2 separate regions of the Homo sapiens genome follow, and region 2 is linked to region 1. A link is an interaction called in ENCODE POLR2A ChIA-PET data of the cell type or tissue named here. Cell type or tissue: A673. All regions are shown on one strand.

Evidence for each region. Peaks named below come from ENCODE experiments on the same cell type or tissue, not always from the same donor. Only the 100,000 strongest peaks of a DNase experiment are listed, where the experiment ranks them.
Region 2: POLR2A ChIA-PET joins it to region 1 with 18 read pairs; 4 of 35 experiments call an interaction of 5 or more read pairs at or near these places.

Annotation. Positions count from the first base shown.
Region 1 is chr11:47,054,253-47,058,252 of GRCh38, reverse strand. All of the region lies in intron 3 of CSTPP1 (centriolar satellite-associated tubulin polyglutamylase complex regulator 1), which reads right to left. Among named protein-coding and RNA genes, the nearest start is that of CSTPP1, 120 kb to the right of the region's middle. RefSeq lists an enhancer at 449-998. In A673, no CTCF peak of the experiment used is centred here; a DNase peak (open chromatin) is centred at 1,762.
Region 2 is chr11:46,890,509-46,894,508 of GRCh38, reverse strand. It overlaps LRP4 (LDL receptor related protein 4), which reads left to right. Exons shown (of 38, transcript NM_002334.4): 13 at 1,380-1,536. Among named protein-coding and RNA genes, the nearest start is that of LRP4, 26 kb to the left of the region's middle. In A673, no CTCF peak of the experiment used is centred here; no DNase peak of the experiment used is centred here.

The sequences.
Region 1 (4,000 bases):
AGGCTCAAGCAATCCTCCCGCCTCAGCCATTAGAGTAGCTGGGACCACAGGTGTCACACCTGGCTAATTTTTTAAATTTTTTGTAGAGACAGGGTTTTGCTCTGTTGCCCAAGCTGGTCATGAACTCCTGGGCTCAAGTGATCCACTTGCCTTGGCCTCCCAAAGTCCTGGGATTGTAGGCATGAGCCACCATGCCTGGCCTGTCTGGTAATTTTGAATTGGATGTCAGACTTTGTGAATTTTGCATTGCTGAATGCTGGATTTTGTTAAATTCCTTTAAAGATTATTGAATTTTGTTCTTATATAGCATTAAATTACTTGCGGATCGATTTAATCCTTTTTGCTTTTAAACTGTTGAGAACTCTACCCAGTGCCCGGTGTGTTTTGAGGTCTCTTCCCTATGGCTGGTAGAAGTTTGAATTATCCTTAGCCCCTTGTATACTCCAGAAATTGTTTGGCCCACTGTTTTCTGGTGGTTCTTTTTCCAGCCCACACATATGCAGAATTTGTAGCCAAAGATTCTGGAGCTCACTGAACAACTTCTTCCTCTCTTGGATTCTGACCTGTAAATACTGGCTGCTCCAGCCTCCCTAAACCCCAGTCTCTGCCTCCTCAACTCAATAACACTGCTAAGCTCTTTGACAATCTCTCTCCCTATACTGTTGCTTGGAAACTGGCTCTCAGAATCCACAGCCCCCACTGCCTATTGCCCAATGTCTGAAAACTGTTGTTTCAGATATGCTGATTTTCTCATTGTTAGTGGCAAGAGGGCAATTCCCTTAGTAGATACTTCTTCACAGATAGAAGAGGAAGTACCTATCATTATTTTATCAAATGAAATATATATATGTATGTATGTGTATATATGTATATATTGAAAATTAAATTCTAATTGAAAATAAACTTGGAGAAGGCACTTTTGAGCCGATATCCCTAAACAGAAGTAAAGATTTACATTAAGAGAATATCAATCTTTGCCAGACTTAGAAAATTCAGATTAATATTCCTATACAGAAAAAATTAGCAAAGTGAGAAGTGTAATTTTAAAGGCTTTTAAAATTCTAATATAACTTTTGCTTCCAAGAGTCTAAAGTTGCTTAGATACCAAGAGGTTTGTTACAGTCTTCATGAGATTATCTAAAATTTGGACAAGATAATTAGCATCAGTACTCAGTCATGCAGAAAAGATATCATATCCTGTACTTGCTAAAAACTGGAATAAAATATTTTTTGTCAAAAGGGACCAGGTCCTTAGAGTTCTACAGGTGGCTTCATTTTTAGATATGTTATGCTCTTGTTTTGCTACCTCCCAGAAGAGTTACTTTCCACTTGATAATGCTAAAGTATGCACATGACATTCTAAGGAAGTTATCTGCAGAAGAATAATGCAGTAGGAGTTCCACTGAGTAGGTAGGTACCTGGCATTATAATTGATAAAATGGGGCTTAATAAATCCTTTCCTTTAGAACCTTGCCGCCAAGAGTTTTCACTAATTCCGGATTAAAATTGGAGATTGACACATTCTGGTTTAGAAAGATGTTCTGGAGTTTCCTAGAAAAAGCTGAGAATACATTAAAGCTACTTAACCAATTATTTTAGGAACACCTAGACACAGATGTTGCATTTAGTCTAAGAAATCTGAGGCTGTCTGATTAAGAAGGATAACAATAAACAGCCAGCATAAAATCTAGGTCTTGTTTATGGCACAAGGAGAAACTGGGGGAATTTGGAGCTGCTTATTCTTAGCAGCTGGATGAGTCACTGGCAGCTGCTATTAGAAAGATAAAGAAACCCACATCTGCTAAGAGTCCAAATGCTATATGAATCCCTCGTGATAGTAAATACATTCTTGAAGAGGCCCCACTTCTATATCAGGAAAAAAGTTAAGGCTATCTGAAGACTGTTTTCCATAGTTATCTCCATATGTTCTATCACAGAAACTAGCTCTAGCCATATTCTTCAACATGCAGCTGACCCTTGAACAACACAGGTTTCAGCTGTGCAGGTCCACACTTTTAGGTGGATTTTTTTCAACCAAATATGGATCGAAAATACACTATTCTAGGGATATGAAGCCCTGTATACGGAAGATTGACTTTTCACATATGAGAGTTCCACAGGACTAATGTAGGCCTTGATTATGCGTGGATTTTGGTATAAACAGGGGTCCTGGAACCAATCCCTGCATAGACTGAGAGACGACTGTACTAGGTGGTCTAAAACAAATATTTGCTGACTGAGTGAGGGACTGGGAAAGATAACCTCTGATAACATAGCACGAGCTTTACCTATATACTCACAGTTCCCAGTTTTGTTTACATAGAGACCAATGGAATAGTTTTTCTGAATTACTTAACTTAAAATTGAGTCCACATTGGTTTTTGCCTATTAGTGCATTTATTCTGTAAGGGAAATGATACGATCCTCAGTACACTAAGTACTTCTTTCATAATACTGTAATGGAGATGCATGATCTCCAGAGTTATATGTCAAAGAGGCAATGATTGAAGTAAAAATAGTAGAAATAGCACATCAGCATATTAGTAAATCTGGGTTCAATTTCTAGCTTTGCTACTAATTCACCATGAAATCTTTCTGCAAGTTACACAATTTCATTATTTACAAAATGGGCACAATAATACCCACTTTACCTATTTCTTAGGGCAGTGGAACTAATAAGATATTGGGTGGAAAAGTTTTAGAAAAGATTTAGTAACTACATATAAAAGTTTAATAGCTATATATTTAGTAGCTATTTAGAAAAGTTACAGTTTCGTAGCAGTAGCATTGATTAGAGCATGGTGGGGAATCTCATAAATTCAAAAGCAGGGAGACTACCTATTCACTGACTATAACCTCAGTGGGGAGGGGAGGGGAAGGAAGGAAGGGAGGGGAGGGAGGGAGGGGAAGGAAGGAAGGAACGAAGGAAGGAAGGCAAGAAAGAAGAAAGAAAAAGAAAAGCAAGCAAGCAAGAAATTGTCTTAAAGGTATTTATGAAAACACATAATATGAAAGTAGGAGACCAGGCATGGTAGCCCACGCCTATAACCCCAGCACTTTGGGAGGCTGAGGTGGACGAGTGGCTTGAGCCCAGGAGTTTGAGACCAGCCTGGATAACATAGCGAAACCCCAACTCTATAAAAAATAGAAAAATTAGCCACACATGGTAGTGCACAAATATATTCCCAGCTACTTGAGGTGGGAGGATCACCTGAGCTTGGAAGGTCGAGGCTGCAGTGAGCTGAGATTGTGTCATTGTATTCCTGCCTGGGTGACAGAGTAAAACCCTGTCTCCAAAAAAAAAAAAAAAAAAAAAAAAAAAAATTGAAATTTATTCTGTGGCTATTACTTGAAGGCTTTTAAAAAATATTCTTACCCAGTGGCCCAAGCCAAAAACTTGGAAATTACCACGGTCTTCTCTCTCATCTTAATGCCAAATCCAATCACCAAATCCTATGGATTCTATCTCTGAAAGTGCCCCTTCTGTCTCCATACTGCCTTAGTGTTGGGTCTAATCTCTCACTCAACTACTACCAGACTTCTATGTTCCTTGTCTCTAGTCTAGGCCATCTTCTACACTGCCTTTTGAATGATCTTTCTAGAGCTCAGATATCACCACACCACTCTCCTATCTAAAAGCCTTCAAATAAGATGGGGCATGGTGGCTCACATCTGTAATCCCAGTGCTTTGGGAGGCTGAGGCCTTGAGCCCAGGAGTTTGAGACCAGCCTGGGCCACACAGCAAAACCCCGTCTCTACAAAAAAATTTAAAATTAGCTAGGTATGGTAGGCATGTACCTGTAGTCCTAGCTAGTTGGGAGGCTGAGTTAGGAAGATCACTTGAGCCTGGAAGCTCAAGGTTATAGTGAACTATGATCATATGATCATGCCACTGCACTCCAGCCTGGGCAACAGGGTCTTTTTTTTTTTTTTTTTTTTTTTGAGACGGAGTATTGCTCTGTCACCCAGGCTGGAGTGCAGTAGCGCGATCTTGGATCAC
Region 2 (4,000 bases), 160 kb after region 1:
CAAACCTTAGGCAGCAGGACATCTTTTTCTTCCAGGGAAATCTTAGTTGGAGCCCTAATATAGAAAACATTTGTTAATGTATATCAATTTTATAGGTTCAAATATAACATTTGCTCATGATTGAGCTCAATCAGTGAGAATAATGAGACCACGTTGGTGGTTGTGATCATGGGAATCAGATTTATGGATGACAGAGTTCTCCATCAGCCTTTGCATCTAGTTTATTTCTGAGTTTTGTTTCGATTGCTTAGTATTAAGAATATTCTGATTGACCTGGATAAGTATATCAAAATGTTTTATAGATTGTTAAAAAAACAGGCCAGGCACGGTGGCTCACGCCTGTAATCCCAGCACTTTGGGAGGCTGAGGTGGGCAGATCACCTGAGGTTGGGAGTTTGAGACCAGCCTGACCAACATGGAGAAACCCCATCTCTACTAAAAATACAAAAGTTAGCCGGGCGTGGTGGCGCATGCCTGTAATCCCAGCTACTTGGGAGGCTGAGGCAGGAGAATTGCTTGAACTCAGGAAGTGGAGGTTGCGGTGAGCCGAGATCACGCCATTGTACTTCAGCCTAGGCAAAACTCCGTCTCAAAAAAAAAAAAAAAATAGTTCAAGCGTGGTGGCTTACGCCTGTAATCCCAGCACTTTGGGAGGCTGAAGCAGGCGGATCACGTGAGGTCAGGAGTTTGAGACCAGCCTGGCCAACATGGCAAAACCCCATCTCTATTAAAAATACAAAAATTAGCCAGGCATGGTGGCAAATGCCTGTAATCCCAGCTACTTGGGAGGCTGAGGAAGGAGAAACTCTTGAACCCAGGAGGTGGAGGTTGCAGTGACCCGAGACTGCACCACTGCACTCCAGCCTGCGCAATGGGAGTGAGACTCCATCTCGAAACAAACAAACAAAAAACCACAGAAACAGCTCACTTGTCAATCTCAGGCTATTTTACAAATAGGTGAAGTGGTCAAATTCTAATTTGGTATCAAGCACATTGGACTCAAATGCCTAGGGAATTTCTGAAATGCCTCTGCAAAACCCCAGATGACAATTTACAAACCCCTGGGTCAGTGCAGTGGGGGACCCTGGGAATGCGTCAGGGAGACAGAATTCAGAAAGTGATGTATGGTTGACTGTGAGGAGGAAGTGCATGCCCTTGGACAGTTACTTAACTCTTTTGTGCCTCAATTTCCTCATCCTCATGGAAATTACAGTATCTAGCTCACAGAGTTGTGATGCTTAAATGAATTCATGTATCTGAAGTGATGACAATAGTGCCTGGCCCAAAAAATTGCTTCCTGTAAGAGTTTGCTCCTATTACTATGGGACATGGGGGCCTGGGTTGACTCCTTGACATTTTTTGCTGCTGCTTCTCACCAGGGGGCCTGGCTGTGGATTGGGTCCATGACAAACTCTACTGGACCGACTCAGGCACCTCGAGGATTGAGGTGGCCAATCTGGATGGGGCCCACCGGAAAGTGTTGCTGTGGCAGAACCTGGAGAAGCCCCGGGCCATTGCCTTGCATCCCATGGAGGGGTAAGTTGTATCTCAGGCTCCCGAACTTTCTTGCAACCTCTCGGGACAGCTCCCAGGCTACCTGGACTAGACATTCTGGGAGTACATCCTCAAAGTGTGGTGTAGCTGGGCGCGGTGGCTCACGCCTGTAATCCCAGCACTTTGGGAGGCCAAGGCGGGCAGATCACCTGAGGTCAGTAATTCGAGACCAGCCTGGCCAACATGGGGAAACCCCATCTCTGCAAAATACAAAAATTAGCCAGGCATGGTGGCGGGTGCTTGTAATCCCAGCTACTCGGGAGGTTGAGGCAGGAGAGTTGTTTGAACCCAGGAGGCACAGGTTACAGTGAGCTGAGATTGCGCCACTGCACTCCAGCCTGGGAGAAAGAGCAAGACTCTGTCTCGAAAAAAAAAAAAAAAAAAAGTATGATGTTAATAACATGGGCTCTGTCCCCCACACACTTGAGTCTAGGTCCTGGCTCTGTAATAACTGGCTGTGTGGCCTTGGGCCAGTTAATCTCTGTCTGCCTTGTTTACTCATTTCTAAATTGGTGATTAAAAAAAAATACCTCCATCATAGTTGTATGAAGATTAAATGAGGTGATGCATTTTAAATTGCATATAACACACATTAGATAAGTTGTAGGTGTTTCGTATTTTTATTATTAGCTCATAAGGTTGACCTAATTAATACAAATTAATAGTTATTAGTAATTCATAAGAATTGTAATTAATTATTATAGCCTAAAAATTAATAGAGGGGCCGGGCACAGTGGCTCACACCTATAATTCCAGCACTTTTGGAGACCAAGGAAGGAGGATCACTTGAGTCCAGGAGTTCAAGATCAGCCTGGGCAACATAGTGTGGCCTCATCTCTACAAAAATGTTTTCTAAATTAGCCTGGCATAGTGGCACATGCCTGTAGTCCCAGCTACGTGGGAGGCTGAGGTGCAAGGATGGCTTGAGACTGGGAGGTCGAGGTTGCAGGGAACCGTGATTGCAACAGTGACCTCCAGCCTGGGTGACAGAGTAAGACCCTGTCTCAAAAAAAGTTAAATAAATAAAATTGAGAAATCTGGTCAGGTTCAGTGGCTCATGCCTATAATCTCAGCACTTTGGGATGCTGAGGTGGGCAGATTGCTTGAGCCCAGGAGTTCAAGACCAGCTTGGGCAACATGGCAAAACCCCATCTCTATAAAAAGTACAAAAATTAGCTGGACTTATTGATGCATGCCTGTAGTCCCAACTACACAGGAGGCTGAGGTAGGAGGATCACCTGAGCCCTGGAGTTCGAGGCTGCAGTGAGCCATGATTATGGCACTGCACTCCTGGATGACAGAGTGAGACTCTGTCTCAAAAAAAATTAAATTTAAAATTCAGAAATCTGAATTAAAGAAAAACTCCTGAAATGAAGTTCTCACCTCTGGCTTTTAAAAATTCTATGCAATCAATGGAGGGAGTATCTTATAAGGTCCTACAGTATGTATCAACTGTTTTAGAAACTGTGTGTGTGTATGTGTGTGTGTCTGTGTGTGTGTGTGTGTGTGTGTGTGTGTGTGTGTGTATAAAATACAAAAGGAGCCGGGCATGGTGACTCAAGCTTGTAACCCCAGCACTTTGGGAGGCCGAGGCAGGTGGATCACTTGGGGTCAGGAGTTTGAGACCAGCCTGGCCAACATGGTGAAACCCCATCTCTACTAAAAATACAAAAATTAGCTGGGCATGGTGGCGGGTGCCTGTAATTCCAGCTACTTGGGAGGCTGAGGCAGGAGAATCACTTGGGTCCAGGAGGTGGAGGTTGCAGTGAGCTGAAATCGTGCCACTGCATTCCAGCCTGGGCAACAGAGCGAGTCTCAAAAATAAAAGAAAATAAAATACAAAAGGCAGTGGAAGAGATTGTGACAAAGAAGAAAGTGCCTGTCCTAATATTACATTATATTGTCAATTCTGTGAGACTTTTGTCTGTTTTGTTCACTGCTAGATTTCCAGTGCCTAAGATAGTATGTCCTGCCTGTTGCCAGTATGAAAAAAAAAATTATTAAATGAATAAATGCCCTGTCTAAAGACATTTAAACTCAGACACTTAAAAAGCATTCTGAGGCTGGGCATGGTGACTCATGCCTATAATCCCAGTACTTTGAAAGGACAAAGCAGGAGGATTGCTTGAGCTCAGGAGTTTGAGACCAGCTTGGGTAACATAGCAAGACCTCATCTCTACTACAAAAAAAAATTAGTTAGGTGTAGCGATACTAGCTGCTCAGAAGGCTGAAGTGGGAGGCCTTCTGAGCCCAGGAGATTGAGGCCGCAGTGAGCTGTAATCTCACCTGCCCTCCAGCCTGGGTGACAAAATGAGACCCCGTCTAAAAAAAAAATTCATTCTGTGGACCAAACATTGGAGTCCCCTGAGTTAAATGGATAAAAGCGCCCTACCTGATTATTCTCCTGGTTACCTACCTGTTTTCTGCTGCCCACTTCCCAATTTAC